2 separate regions of the Homo sapiens genome follow, and region 2 is linked to region 1. The links are chromatin loops, found by intact Hi-C in ENCODE. Cell type or tissue: heart right ventricle. All regions are shown on one strand.

The links. Hi-C counts contacts between places; a loop is a spot of excess contacts. Peaks named below come from ENCODE experiments on the same cell type or tissue, not always from the same donor. Only the 100,000 strongest peaks of a DNase experiment are listed, where the experiment ranks them.
Region 2: a loop joins it to region 1, with 2.2 times the contacts of the local background. A loop is called at or near these places in 2 of 110 quality-filtered maps.

What each region holds. Positions count from the first base shown.
Region 1 is chr9:108,138,878-108,146,877 of GRCh38, forward strand. All of the region lies in intron 4 of LOC105376214 (a long non-coding RNA gene), which reads right to left. Among named protein-coding and RNA genes, the nearest start is that of KLF4, 650 kb to the left of the region's middle. In heart right ventricle, no CTCF peak of the experiment used is centred here; a DNase peak (open chromatin) is centred at 3,994; H3K27ac peaks cover 1,961 bases.
Region 2 is chr9:107,583,199-107,591,198 of GRCh38, forward strand. LOC105376205 (a long non-coding RNA gene) reads left to right here. Exons shown (of 9, transcript XR_930217.2): 4 at 2,881-2,979. Among named protein-coding and RNA genes, the nearest start is that of KLF4, 97 kb to the left of the region's middle. RefSeq lists enhancers at 4,153-4,678, 4,679-5,203. In heart right ventricle, no CTCF peak of the experiment used is centred here; a DNase peak (open chromatin) is centred at 4,503; H3K4me3 peaks cover 998 bases; H3K27ac peaks cover 3,270 bases.

The sequences.
Region 1 (8,000 bases):
GTGTCTGGGATGCTGGGATGCTGTCAGAATGGACTTGGATACCTTGGTGAGAAATTTTGGTCTATTCTGGGAGTAACAATGGTCCCTGAAAAATATTAAGTAACATTGGGTAAGTAGCATAATCAGAGTCGTGCTTTAAAATAATCGTTTAGGAGGCAGTGTTGAGAGTGAACTAGGGTAGCAATTGTCTGCCTAGTATTCTACTTAGTATTGGCGGTGAGCGGGGGGAAATTATGACTAGCCAGAGTCCCTGCTCTCAAGAAGCTTAGACTCCTGGGAGAATAAGTATCTTCAGATAATGTGGAAGAAGATACAAAAGAAGAGGAGAATCCATAAATCACAACGCACTCCTTGTGTTCAGAAATAAAACTCATTTTCTACAAAATTTCCTCCTACGTATTATGGTATGCTGCAGTGATTTTCAAAGTCTTTATTTAGCCTAGAACCCCTTGCTCAAACAAAAGTTAGGTGGAATCAGTAACAAAAAAGTCAAGGAGAAGAGGCTCTGTTCTGGTAAAAAGTAGGGTAAGGAGGCAGAAATCTATTCTTTCATGCTCCACTCCCAATCCTGGATTGGCTTCTTAGGCCACTTACAGCTCAGCAGAGAGCAGTTTGAAAATGATTGATCGGATTAAGGGAACTTGGACTTTGCAGTCCAGGAGAGTTGAGTTTTAATTTTAGCTCTGACATTTATAGGAAATGTATTCTAAAGCAAGTCACCACATTTTTCTGATCCTCAGTTCCCTCATCTGAAAATAGGGGCAATGACAACTACAGTCATGTATCACTCAATGACAGGGATATGTCCTGAGAAATGTTTTTAAGTGATTTTGTCATTGGGAAAACATCATAGAGTGTGCTTACACAAACCTAGATGGTATAGCCTACTACACCCCTAGGCTATATGGCATAGCCTATTGCTCCTAGGCTTCAAACCTGTACTGCATGTTACTATACTGAATTCAGTAGGCAATTGTAACACAATGGGAAGTATTTGTGTATGTAAGCATAGAAAAGATACAGTAAAATGCAATATTATAAGTTAATAAGACCACCATTACATATGCAAACCATCATTGACTGAAATGTCATAATGGGACACATGACTGTACTTCTAAGAGTTATTGTGAAAAATCAAATGAGATGATGTAAAATGATTAACAGAGAGTAGCTGAAATTGATAAGCACTGAATGAATGATAGCAATCATCATCATCATCATCATCATCATCATCATCATCATTTCATATGTAATTAGCAAAGGATTTTCTAAAAGTGAGACCAGCTTATCACTCAATCCCGGCTAGCCAGTTGCATATTCTTTTGATGAAGTTAACAGGATCAGTTCCTCAACTTTAAAATTCCAGGAAGTCAATCTCACCAGCATACCTCGAAGTGACCAAACTTTGATGGATCAACTGCAATAGCCAAACTCATAAAACAAGAATATGCAGATTGGTTACCAATATAAAATTTATAATGGGATAGAGACCCTTCTAAGAGCAAAAATAATTGGTTTTGCTATTCCAGATACCTCTTTCCAGTTAGGAGAGTTGGATGTGCTTCCAGAAACCTGGTCAGCATGCAGAATAGCTCCAGTAGCTCTCAGCTATATGGACCCTTCCTGACCCAGAGTTAGACCCGGTGAACTGATTACCAGAATCCTCAAGCTCACCAGGTACTGTGCCCTTCACTCACCCAAACAAGGCCTTTGGTAGAGTACAACAAATACTGATGACCTCTTACCATGTATTCAATTTAATGACCTTAGATGTCAACTATGAGTCGGTCATGGTTCTAGATGGTTTAGATACACACATTAGCCAAGTTAAGTAACGCTAGCTGCTATGTAAACCACCTCTATAACCTCAGCAGGTTAACACAATAGACCTGCTCACAGGTCTTGCTCACATAATGGTCAATATTTCTTGCTCACATAATGGTTCAGTGTAGGCTGGGCGATGCAACTGGGTAGCTCTCCTCCAGGCAATAAGTCAGGTATCCAGGTGTGTGAATCTGCCATGCAGGTGGGGGACACGGTGCATGGAAGATTATATTAAACCTTTCATGGTCAAGGCTAGAAATGTCATACAACACTCTGTCGACATTCAATTGGCCAGCACCCAGGCGCATGGCTCTGAAGAGGCTATTAAATGAGCTGCCTTTATGTGTCCAAGAACAAGAAATGAGGTTGATGAGCTACATTCTGCCTCACAGTCCGTCCGATCTCTTTCCTGGTTGGGTTTACATCAACTATCTCTTTTCCTGGCTTTCAGGCAGCCCATGATTGGTTGAGCCTATCTTTGCTTCAAAGTGATAAAGGCAGTCCTGTTGAGTGGGACCTGGCTGAATTTAATGACAGACTATCACAACCTGAACCTGAATACTTTGGCAAGACGTGACATTTCCATTCATTTATATGGCAGAGCATGGACTATCCACCTGTAAGGGCAGGCCACTTCCAGTCACTCTCAAAGGGTCTCTATTTCTAAATTCTTGTAATATTTTATGCTATCCTCTATAGACTGACATAATCTACTTGCTTACATGTTCCTTTTTTCTGGAAGGCCTTCTGTCATTCCATAAACTGGTACAAATATCTTGTCTGGGTGCATTTCTTTCTTCTTGAACCTTCCGCACCGTAACATCCTTTACATTTTATTGTCATTTAACCTTTTGATCTTTGAGATAGACAAGGGAAGGGACCGTGTCTTGAGCACATATTTCTTTATTCTTAGCATCTAATACATTACATAAAATGTTAAAGCCACTGAAATGTTTTTATTTAATTAATCGTTTATTTACTTAATTTAGTATTATTTCTTGAATGCTGACTGACTGAATGAATGATTGAAAAATGAAGAAAAGCCAGGTATGGTGGCACTCATCTATACTTCCAGCTACTCAGAAGGCTGAGACAAGAGGATAGCTTGTAGTCAGGAGCAGGAGGCTACAATGAGCTCCGATGGAGCCTATTAATAGCCACTGCACTCCAGCTTGGGTAACATAGCAAGGCCCTGTCTCTAAAAAGATAAACAAATAAAAATTTAGAAAATAAATAAAGAAGATTAAGAGAGTGTAGAGTTGTCATTCAGCCTGCTTTAAAGTTTCCAGACTAGCTTTGGAATTTAGAGGAAAGAAATGAAAACCTCTGGATGGCTTATTGATTCTCTGCAACAGTTTGGTGGTGAATCCAAGATTTTTATTGCCATTTAGTGGATAAGAACACTGAGGTCAACATCATACTGTGGGTCAGTAGAAGAGATGACATTTCAACTTGCATCTCTCTGGCTTGAGCCCCTGTTCTTTCCTCTCATGAGACCTCATTGCCTCCCTTCTGGTGAGTGAAGGAGTATGATACCCTTTCTACTTGTGTAGTTCTTTAGGGTGTCCCAGGCATGTCACAGCCAGAACCTCACTGGTGCTGGCATGGCAGCTATCACTGGGAGGATGCACTGAGCCCCTGCTTTGTGACAGAGCCAGCTGCCCAAGGCACAGCCAACAGCTTCTAATCAAAGGGAATTCTGAAGAAAAAAAAAAACCTTCAGCAATCTTCTGGGGATTCTTCCTATCAAAGTCCCTGGCAATAAATAATACATGAAAAGAGATCCGCTCATGCGAAGGTGGACTTCAAAGCGGGTGGGGTAACAGTGCTCAAACCCACCACTTGGCGTCTGTGCTGTCTGCTCATTCCAGAAGTTAATTCACAGAGAATAGCATGAGGGAATGCCTGCCTCCCTGCAGCTGATTCATGGGAACTCCGAGCCTGCATTAACAGGAGGGAAGGGCAGCTTGCTAGTCTTTCAAGAGCATTTTCCCAGCCCCAAGCCTTAGAGCTAGGCCTTGGACTGCTGCTGTGACATGTGTTCTGAGCTAGTCCCAAACAAGCACAAACACAATAGCCTCCACTGATCAATGCAGCAGGGCTGAAGGATGGAATCCAAAGCATGAACCCTGAGAACAGAAAGTCCCAGCACTCGCTCTGTGCAAGTTGCCATGAACTCCAGCCATGCATCCTGTGGCCAAGGATGGGTGGCCCCCGAGCAGGAAACTCTTTGGCAGCCTCCACTGCGTGCTTTGCCTGCTGACAAGAGCACACCCTGGCCTTGGTTATTGCCCTTATAAAACAGCTCAAGGAGGATGTGAGCCAAACGTTTTAAATGTGCCTGGAAGAAAAATGTTAACTATGAATCCACGCGGTAGAACAGTACAGTACAACTGCAACAACACGCAGCACTGCTCTCAGAGAAGGGGCCAAGGAGGAAACTGCAACTGTTGCCCAGGTTTCCTGTGGCTTTTCCTTTTCCTCTCTCTGGGGCCAGGGCTGCTCTGAAACCCACTTTGCAACAGAATCTGAGAAATGGGTGCTTTTGTGGCTGTAATTAGAGTCATAGAATTTACAGAATTTTCCCTATTAGGGGAGACTTTAATCCTCCAGTTTGCATGTAAATAGAGACAGAAATTGAAGCTTATAGAGGTCATCATCAAGGTCTATCCTTTCTTACTGAAATTCATTTTGCCTGTTTCCAATCCACATTTTGCAAAAGAAAGTTAATGCATGTAGGATGTCTTTCATAATCGGTACCTATTATCTATCAGGTAATGTCTTAGGTATTTTTCCCATAGCTTATTGAATCTCCAGTACAGCCTTAGAAAGAAATATTATTACCTATATATTAAACAGAAAGAAATAAAAATTGTAGGTGTGTATGTTCCAATACCGGCAAGTACTGGAACAAGCATTAGATCCCTAGTGTCCCTGACCCCAGAACCTCTGTTCTTTTCATTGTGCTAAAATGCCACTCAAGTGTCATTTAAGAGACACATAAGTGTCACTTACACATAAGTGTCTCATATCTCTGGGCTACTGATATCCATTTTTTCTCTAATAACTCTAATAAAGATATTCAATGGAGGTAATCAGAATGATCTTTGAGTACTTCCATCAGGATAAAACCTATTTTGTCCTACCTCATGTTGAAATACCAGAAGCACCGTAGGAAAAAGGACAAGAATGCCCACCAGTGGCATTAACATTTTTTTTTTTTACACTTCAGCCAATAAAATAGAGCAAAACTTAGAAAACTAAAGCAAGAATCCTGCTTTATTTGATAATTGATTGTATAGTGTAAAACTAAGAAAAAATAGCTGTAAAAACTCATAGAACTACTAAGAGAGCTCAGTAAATTAGCCAAATAAAATTTAAAATCAAATCGATGACTTTTCTACATAACAGCAATCTCCATTTAAAAGACACAATGGAAAAAGATCGATTATACTTGTATTAATATATACACCTAAGTACTTTAACAAAATTGTGTGATCTATTTAAATGAAACCACAGAGTTTTACAGAGACTCAAAAGAAAATTTTACAAAATCAAGAAAGGTTTTAAGTTTCCAGATGAGATGCATGAACAAGGATGCCAGATCTTCCCAAATTAATACATAAATTTATCATGATAGTAATAAGGTTTTTACATTAAAAACATCGTTGTAGAGTTATTCAGAAAAGACTGAACAGATGAGTAAAATAGCTAAGAACACATATAAAACAAGAGAAAGAAACGAGAGAGTTTGTCCATCGAAAGATATATAATATTGCAATCATTAAAACAGGATTATACTATCACAAGACTGGATAGATCTACCAGTGGAACAAGACAGAAAGTTCTAGAATGATCATACAATGATCTGGAACTTAATATATGATAATAATGGAAGTAGCAATATTCAATGCAAAATTCAAAGGTATAATATTCACCATATAATACTAGCAAAAGTGGCTAAAAATATGGAAAGAAATAAACATTTACTTAATCCTAATATCACATATCTACCAATTCAAATTCCATATGCCTTACAGATTTATGTGAAAACAAAGAAAACAATTATTAAAATATGAAAATTACAGTAAATATTTAAATTATCTTGAAAGCAGGAAATAACTTCTTCAAACTTTTATTTTAGGTTCAGGGGTGTATGTGCAGGTTTGTTACACAGGTAAACCTGTGTCACAGGGGTTTGTTGTATACAGAAATAATTTCTAAATATAAAATAAATGCAAAAAATCAGAAATAACACAAGTCACAAAAAAAGACACTGCAAAAAAAATACAAAAGAAGAAAAATGTGAAATTAGAAAAGCATTTTCAATGAATAAAAACAAGAGTGTAATACTTTTATATATATATAGATGTATGTGTGTGTCTGCATATATATAAATACATCTCAGAAATCATTTTTAAACAATTTCCAATACCCATTAGCATAATCATACTAGTAGCTATGCCTTAGCCCGTTCTCACCAAGCGGAAACATTCACCTGGATGCTCTGTATTTATCATTTCATATAAGTTTCACACGACGGCATTGGGTTATTTATGCACACAAAATGAGAATGCTAAGACAGGCAATGGTTATTTGCAGAAGGTCACACCACTGGGCCAAAAAAGAAAGAAAAAATCAAAACCAGATACATCTGTCTATAAAGGTCTTACTTCTAAACATGACCCTATATAAAAGTGGCCAAAAGTGATGAGTACCTATGTCAAAGAGGAAGAAAAGTATTTGGTTAACAAACATTTGATTAGTGTTTAGTCTGCCAGTATTCAACATTAAGAGACACCATTTTTAACTATCAAATTAACCCCAAAAATGAGAAATAACAACAAGACCAATCAATGTTGGTGAAGCATTAGCAAAGACGTGGAATCAACTTAGGTGCCCATCAACAGGGTACTGGACACAGAAAATGCGGTACATATACATGATGGAATATTATGCAGCCATAAAAAAGAATGAAATCATGCCCTTAGCAGCAACATAGGTGCAGCTGGAGGCCATTATTCTAAGTGAATTAACACAGGAACAAGAAACCAAATACCGTGTGTTCTCTTGTATACGTGGGAGCTAAACACTGGGTCCTCATGGACATAAAGGTAGTAACAATAGACACTGGGGACTAGTAGAGGGAGAGAGAGGCAAGGGGGCAGAATTTGAAAATCTACCTATTGGGTACTGTGCTCACTATATGGCTGGTAGGATCAATCATAGCCCAAACTTAGCATGATGCAATGTACTCATGTAGCAAACCTGCATGTGTACCCTTTGAATCTAAAATAAAAGTTGAAATTATTTAAAAAAAAAATACTAGTAAAGGTGAATTCCACATAGCTGCAGAGTCAAAAATGCACACACCTTTCTGGAAAAGAATTTGGCAATATACATCAAAAGTCCTTAAAAATGTTCTTACTGAATAACTCTGCTTCTAGGAATGTACACTGAGGAAACCATCAGAGAAACTCATTCAAATGTATTCACAAGGAAATTCACTGAAGGCCTATTTATAAATTTACTTAAAGAATTGAAAGTAAAATTAGTGAAAATGTAAAGTATCCAGAATATGGGTGTGGTGGGCTGAATAATCCCCCTCATCCCCCAAAGGCATCCAGATCTGAATCCTCAGAACCCAGAAATATGTTACTTTCCATAGCAAAGGGGTCTTCGCAGATACGATTAAGTTAGAGAAGAGGAGATTATCCTGTGTTACCTCGGTGGGACCACTGTCATCACAAAGGTCTTTTTTTTTTTTTTTTTTTTTTGGAGACAGAGTCTCACTCTGTCTCCCAGGCTGGTGTGTAGTGGCATGATCTCGGCTCACTGCAACCTCCGCCTCCCAGGTTCAAGCAATTCTCCTGCCTCAACCTCCTAAGTAGCTGGGACTACAGGCACATGCCACCATGCCTGGCTAAGTTTTATAATTTTAGTAGAGACAGGGTTTCACCATGTTGGCCAGGCTGGTATTAAACTCCTGACCTCAAGTGATCCACCCACCTTGGGATCCCAAAGTGCTGGGATTACAGGCATGAGCCACTGCGCCCAGCCACAAAGGTCTTTATAAGAGGAGACAAGAGGACAGAGTCAGAGCAGAGGGAGAGGAGGTGATGACAAAAACAGAGGTTGGAGAGATGTGGGGCCACAAGCCAAGGAGTGTGGGAAGC
Region 2 (8,000 bases), 560 kb before region 1:
GGATGACACTATATATACATTATCCTGACTCCTCAAGAATTCCCAAATACACAATAATATTTATTAAACAAATGAGGAAACTGAGGCCAAGAGGGGCAAATAGAGAAGGCAGGTGTTAATTCAGGTTGATTTAACTCAAGCAGTTTTTTTTACTTATGTAACTGCTTAATCAGTCATTTGGAAAATAAGATAAAAGAATCTGGGATTATTGGTAAATATGAATTTAAGGGCTGTCTGGGGATTTGCTCTTGTGATATTAGTGCTAGCTCTTTATTTATTTATTTATTTATCCATTCATGATATCTATTGAGGGCTCCCTGAGCTGGACTCTGGACCAGGACAGGAATCAGGCATTTATCCTTGTGAACTTCATGTGTCTTGACCTGCTTCTTAGCATTATGAGATTATTTATTTATTTATTTATTCTTTTTTTTGTGACAGAGTTTCACTCTTGTTGTCCAGGCTGGAGTGCAATGGCGTGATCTCAGCTCACTGCAACCTCCGCCTCCCAGGTTCAAGTGATTCTTCTGCCTCAGCCTCCCAAGTAGCTGAGATTACAGGCATGTGCCACCACACCTGGCTGATTTTGTATTTTTAGTAGATACGGTTTCACTATGTTGGCCAGGCTAGTCTCGAACCCCTAACCTCAGGTGATCCACCTGCCTCAGCCTCCCAAAATGCTGGAATTACAGGCATGAGCCACTGTGTCCGGCCGATTATTTACTCTTTTAGTGAGATACAAAAAGAATCTCCTAGCAGTCATGTGGAGGAAACTGTTGAATAAATAGAAGTTGCAAATGCCAGTAATGACCAGGAGCTAATTTCACTCTCTGATTGTTGTGGTGACATTTCTATTATTGCTGGTCATTGTTGCATATTTTTGGCCTCTGCCTCTTCCAAGTCTCTCTCCCTACCTCCTGGTCCTAGCTACCGCTCTGGTTTCCATCTCCAACTCTTTTTTGGAAAAGTTCACCTGATCCCATCACTGTGGTTTTCTCATGAGCTAATGAAGAAATGCCTCGCACCTGATGAACACTGGCTGTTAATCAGCAGCAGTGCAATTACTCTCACACCATCGTCCTTACTACAAATGCCTTCACTGCCTTCTCATTGTCCTCAAATTAAAGGCCAAGCACCTTAGCATGACTCATGGAAACCAGGCCCTGCTTTCTCTCGGCCTCAATTCTCACCACTTTCCCACCCTCCCTAGTCCAGCCACAGAAGCTCTTGCAAGTTCCCAAATGCTCCATGCTCTCTCGACCACAGCTCTTTGCACAGGCTGCTTTCTCTGCTAAGAATGCCCTTCTAGGAATCCAGGCACTGCATCCCAGGACCCAGGCATTCACAGACGACAAACCCAGAGAGGCAACTTTAAAGGGGCTTGGTTCTCAGAAGTTTATCCCAGTTGGGCAGAGTGTGTGTGAGTCGAATGCTGGCTGCTGGCTGCCTGTGAGCTGCGTCTCTAGCCCTAATTTTGCCTCTATTTCTTATCTTAACTGACCCTCGACTCTCTGCTGAGGATACCGTTTGCCCTTGGCCTTTGAGAGTTAAGGTTTTAAAAAATTCCTGACTCCAGATGTGGAGGCAGAGGCTGCCTTCTCCTGCTTTTCATTGCCACTTCCAGATCCTTGCACACCTGCCACTGTTCAGCCTCCCTCTCCTCTCCAAACCTTCACTCACATTTCATGCAGTGACTCTGCCTCTAGGACCAGGCAGTGGCTGGGTGCTTTCTCATGTGGTAGGTGTCTCAACACATCTTCCCAAACCACCTTGCAGGAAAGTTATGCTTACCCCTGCTTTACAGATGGAGAAATTAGAAGCTTAAAGAGGTGAACTTTGCTCAAAGTCTTGGCCAGGGTTGCAAACTCACACCTGCTTCTGAGTCTGTGTTCTTTCCCCTATTCTGTGGTCTTGGAAAGTTTAAGGTTATGTCACTGCTGATACTAAGTGGTGACCACGGGCAAGTCACTGGCCTTTTATGGACCACAATTCTTTCATTTTAAAGCTGGGGAGACCCATATCTATCTTCCCCTTTCATGGGGTTGTTGGATATTTCAAAGCCACTAGAAAGCTCTTTCTAGAAGACACATGAACTTTAAAAGGCCAGTTGAAAGGTCCAACCCTCTGGCTCACTCACTGTCCAAAATGGGATACACCTCTGAGAGACGAGCCCATTTAAGGTCGCCTCTCTGCATTTGTCGTCTGTGAATGCCTGGGTCCTGGGATGCAGTGCCTGGATTCCTGGAAGGGCATTCTTAGAGAAAGCAGCCTGTGCAAAGAGCTGAGGTTGAGAGAGCACGTAGCATTTGGGAAACTGCAAGGGCTTCTATGGCTGGACTAGGGAGGGTGGGAAAGTGGTGAGAATTGAGGCTGAGAGAGAGCAGGGCCTGGTTTCATTTATTTATTTATCCATTCGTGATATCTATTGAGGGCTCTCTGAGCTGGACTCTGGACCAGGACAGGAATCAGGCTCTTGTCCTTGTGAACTCCATGTGTCTTGACATGCTAAAGTGCTTGGGCTTTAATGTGAGGACAATGAGAAGGCAGTGAAGGCATTTCTAGTAAGGACGATGCTGATGAGACTAATTTCCCTGCTGCTGCTAACAGCCAGTGTTCATCAGGTGCAAGGCATTTCTTCATTAACTCATAATGCACTCAACAGCCATTGTAAGTGGGATAGATGTTATTCTCATTTTAAGGTGAAGAAGCCATGAGAAGACTAAGTTCGGCGATGTTAAGTAACTGACCCAAAGTATACACAGGTGGTCTGTTGTTGACCCAGACTTCAACCCAGGCTATCTGACTCTAGGGGCCACTCTCTTAACCCCGCCCTTCTCCTCAGTGGTCGGAGCTGAAGTATTATCTTGCTTGATTTTTCAGTTTACCTTTTTGAGAGTTAAATCTGTGTGGAGGAGGAAAGGAGGAGAGACTAGAAGCGGAGAGGCCCTTTGGAGGCTCTGGTTCAGGCAAAAAAGGATGGTGAGTTTAATCTTGGGAGGGGGGGTGACTTTGAAATTTGGCAAGTTCAAGAGGCTTTAGGAAATTAGAATGAATAGTACATTGATCCATTCACTCAGCAGCTACTATCTGTCTGTTTAGAGGCAGGATCTTGCTCTGTCATCCAGGCTGGAGTGCAGTGGTACAATTATGGTTCACTATAACCTCAATTTCCTGGGTGCAAGTGATCCTCCTGCCTCAGCCTCCCAAGTAGCTGGGAATACAGTGCGTGTCACTACTAAAAATTTTTATAGAGATGGGTTCTGTCTATGTTGCCCAGGCTGGTCTTGAACTCCTGGCTTCAAGTGATTCTCCTGCCTTGGCCTCCCAAAGTGTTGGGATTACAGGTATAAGCCGCCATGCCTAGCCATCTGTTTATTGAGCAGCTAAGATGTGCCAGGCCCAGAAATGGCCAGGCCTGGGTTGGGGGGTGGCCCAGAAAGATTGCTGGTCTGTGAGTGAGAGGGGTGAGTCAAAAGTGACCTCACCAGATAAGGAGAGTTCTTCCTGAAATGAAGGTGCAGCCCACACCACTGCCTGAGGCAGAAGGAGTTAAGGGGAGCCTCCTGGAAGGGTCCCATCCTGCAGGTGAGAAGCGAGGGCCATCTGCAAGTGGGGCCGCCTGTAGTTTCCACCTGGCTGTGATGGGTTCCTTTTTGGCTCAAGTTGAGGTTTGCTTTGGCATGATTCCTCATTAATTACCCTTGGAGGTAATTCTGCAAATGCCAGTAATGACCAGTAGTTAATCTCTCTCTCTCCTGCTTGCCTCGCTTCTTCACTTGTTTTTTTCTTTAATGGGCCATCCAACCTTGTTGGAATGTTTACCAAAGCAGGATAGTTAGAGATGTAAATAAATGAATTTACCTTGTCTAAAGGATCTGGAGATAGAATTAAGGTGAGAGGAGTAATTTACAGGTGAATAATTACTTGGAAACCTCAGCAGAGAGACTGCTGGCGTTCTCTAATTATTTCTCTTCTCCCAATTTTCTCTTCTTTGAACTGCCAGCACGGGGGTGTACAGGGGTGGCATGGGGGGCTGGAGATGTTATTCTGGATTTCCCCTTGTGATTGTGAAATTCCTTCTGGGGAGGGCCTTGCCAGGATGTAGGGTTGTGACTTGCATGGCACTTTCACACCATGACTTCATTCAGATCCTCTGTGAGCGCTCTAGGTGGATGGTATGGCTAGCCACATTTATGGATGGAGAAATTGAGGTTCCTATATGTGAAGTCATTCCCCACAAGCCACACCACGGATCAGTTGCGTATTGTGGCTCAGACCCAGGTTTCTGACACTCCCCCCGCCCTACAGCTGCCTATAGGGCTTCCTCACCTGCCAGGCTGCCTTCTCCCTTCCCCAGGCAGACCCTTGACCCCTCCCAAACACCCCAGGCCGCGTGGAGCCAAAACGTTCTTTGGCGAACAACCTGCTCCGTCTTCCCTGTAAGCTAGTGGCCGCGCCCCTTCCTTACGCAGCTCATTTTCCATTTTAAGATTTCCTGTTTGAACTAAAGGGCAAAGATCTCAGCAGTATCAGCCTGGAGCCGGGCTTCTGTGTGTATAAAGGGGAGCCCTGGTCCCTGCCCTCTGTTTGTCCACTGGCCTTATCGACGGAGCCCAAGTCCCAAGTTCAGAGGCTTCAGTTCCTTCCCGATTTGCTGGGTAAAGTCCGGCCCTTCCGTGCGGGCGGCCAGGGCGGGTGGCCAGCCTGGAGCCAGCGGTCATTTATGGCCGGGCAGCGCTTCCGTCCTGCCTGGCAAGCCACTGGCTGCCGCTGACAGACGGACGGACGATGGAGAGACAAGGGCTCTTGGGGGTGCTTTCTCTTTCCCGTCCTTCCCTTTGTCCTCGGCTGAGGGCTGAACTCCTCTGGGGCTCTGCTGGCCTGGCAGCCATATGTCCCTGTAAATAGGGACAGACAGGGAGGAGGTCTGGGTTCCCTGAAGCCTCCTTGAAATTACATCTTCTTATGGGGTCGATTTGGCTCTCCAGGCCAGCATATACACTCACACTCACACACATATTCATGCTCAAGCACACACTCCCGGATAAAAACCGAGGCTCTCTATAGCTGAGTCCTTTCTCAGAGACACTGAGCTGGTGCCATTTTTATGGGGGATAATAAGAACTGTATCTTGGGAAGAACAGCACGTTAGTTCCAAGGTCCTTTCATCTCCTATGTCTCATCTGATCTGGAGGAAAATCAGGAGTCATCCAGATAGTTATCACCTGCATTTTACAGATGAGAGAAACTGAGAATCGGTGCCTTCATTTAATCATCCCTTTATTCAACGGGAGTTCCTAGGGAGCTTGCATCCACCAGGTGCTAAGGATTAAGAGGTGAAGTAGGTACAGTCCCTCTTCAGGTTGCTCAGGAAGTCAGTGATTGCAAGGCGGGGCACCAAATGCCCGAAGCAGCACCCTGGGGTGCCATGGGAGGCGGGAGTCAGGGCATGGGTTGGGGCTGGGGAAATGCTCCCATAAGGTTTGTCCAAAACCCCTGTGAAGCACAAGGAGACCCGGAGAAGGGCTGTAGCTCTTGATGGTGTGCACAGGACACATCCTACCTTTGAGTCTAGGCACAAATTGTGCATGAGGCTCTCTCTGTAGTGAAAGTCAGCCCTAGAGACACAGTGGAGAGGCTTCCTCTATTTGTGAACTGCTTTATCTCCAGGGCCTTAAATGGAGCACTCGATAAATATTTGCTGTTGAATGGACGCATACTACATACACACGTGCACACACAGTGCATGCCACTCTATCTCAGAGCTATAGAACCTACAACCTGAAGGAAGCTTCTAGAATAGTGCAGATTGATGGCTGGGGGCAGATCCAGAGTCAGAGCCATGGTGACCTGATTCTGGATCTCATATGCATGCCCTGAAGACCATGGGACTAGGTATTGAGGCACCCAAGTTCTGGTCTCCTTTACAATAGCTTTCAACTTTGTGTGACCTAATTTTTTTCCATTGCAAAGTAAGGAGGCCCTGTTGGCTGACCTCAGAAAGCCCCTTTTTCTGCTCTAACATTTGGTTAGTCTGGGAATGGGCAAATGGTACTAGGCAGGAATTTCTCCAAGCTGAGGAGAGTCCTTCTCTTTCCAGCCTGATATAGCAGGCTTCTGTCTGTTCTCCCTTGCCAACCCTCGTTGCCAGAAAAATGTAGGCCCCGTGGTCACTGCTGCTGGCCCTCTGGGCTCCTGTCTGCCTTCCCTGCTGCCTGCTGGCATGCAGGGGTGAGGGGCTATCATGTGGCTATTCTCCCACCCCCAGGCCCAGCCTCCCCATTCACTTCATCAGAACAAGGTGTCTGGGAACTGAGGAGTCTAGGGGTGACAGGGTGTCACTAGGCTCTTCCAGGCTGTGGTCAGCCCAGAGCCCCACAGCCCCAGAGCCTGTGCAGAGTCCTGCCTGGGGACTGTCCCATCTGGCCTGCCCTTCCGCCTTCCCTCTCATGGCTGCCGATGTGTGGTCTGCAGTAAATTTCTCTTGAGGCTCAGAGACTTCAGCAATGGCTATGAAAGATGTGGAGTCCCCAGTGTGCCCTCAGCCTGCAGCCATCATCTTTTCTGGGAAGTGGCACTTCAAGAGGTCATGGGGAAAAACTGTCTCCATCAGACCTCCCCACCGGGCAGCCTCTCCCACTTTGAGCCTTTCCCAATGGCATCCATGCCCCTTCCACATGATTTACCTCCCCTCCCCCACGGTGTTGTCCTTTTCTATCCCCTCTCTCTGGGAGGGAACACGGGACAGTGGAACTTGAAGTTGGAAAGACCGGGGAGTCTTTAAATCCCAGCCCTGCTGCAAATCAGCAGTATGACTTGAGCCTCAGGTTTTTCATCTATAAAATAATTACTTTTTCCCAGGCTTGTTAGGAAGATTCTATGAGATTATAGTGCATTAAAGCTCCAGGCAGGTAATAGTAGTGAACAATACTGTAGAATTAGCTGTGTACTAGGCACTGTTCCAAGCATTCCTCAACCCTAGGAGGAAAGGACTATTTACTCCCATGTTACAGGGAGGTTAAGTCATGGCCCAAGGTCAGGTAGCTTGTAGGTGGCAGAGCTGGGGTCATGAATCTAGAAGACTGGCTTGTTTTTGTTTTTTGAGACAAGGTCACTCTCTGTTGCCCAGCCTGGAGTGCAGTGTAATGGCACAATCATGGCTCACTGCAGCCTCGACCTCCCTGGGCTCAGGTGATCCTCCTACCTCAGCCCCCTAAGTAGCTGGAACCACAGGTGTCTGCCACCACACCTGGCTAATTTTTGTACTTTTTATAGAGACAGGGTTTCACTATGTTGCCCAGGCTGGTCTCCAACTCTTGGGCTGTTCTCTAACTCTTGGGCTGAAGCAATCTACCAGTCTTGGCCTTCCAGAGTGCTGAGATTACAGGTGTGAGCCACTGCGTCCAGCAGTCTGACTCTTAAACAGTTCTTCACAACCTCAAGATGCGTGTGCTTGCTGAATGTTTCTTGGGTCCAGTTGCTCCCAACTAATTTGGGAGCTGCGAGCATTTGCACTGATGAGACTGATTCGTTTTTTTTTTTTGGGGGACAGAGTTTCGCTCTTGCCGCCCAGGTGGGAGTGTAGTGTCGCGAACTCAGCTCGCTGCAACCTCCACCTCCCGGGTTCAAGTGATTCTCCCACCTCAGCCTCCTGAGTAGCTAGGGTTACAGGTGCCCGCCACCACACCTGGCTAATTTTTGTATTTTTAGTAGAGACGGGGTTTCGCCATGTTGGCCAGGCTGGTCTGGAGCTCCTGACCTCAGGTGATCCACCCACCTAGGCCTCCCAAAGTGTTGGGATCACAGGCATGAGCCACCGTGCCTGGCCAGATGAGACTGCTTCTTAAGCCATCTTGGGCGTTTCATTCACCCCTTTTCTCCCTTTGTTACCTTCCCACATCCTGTCCACACATCAAGGGCTGGGATCTGGCTCCATTTTCTAGTTCTGTACCCAGGAATGGGAGCAAAGCACCTTAGGCCAAAGTTTTAAGAGGCATAAA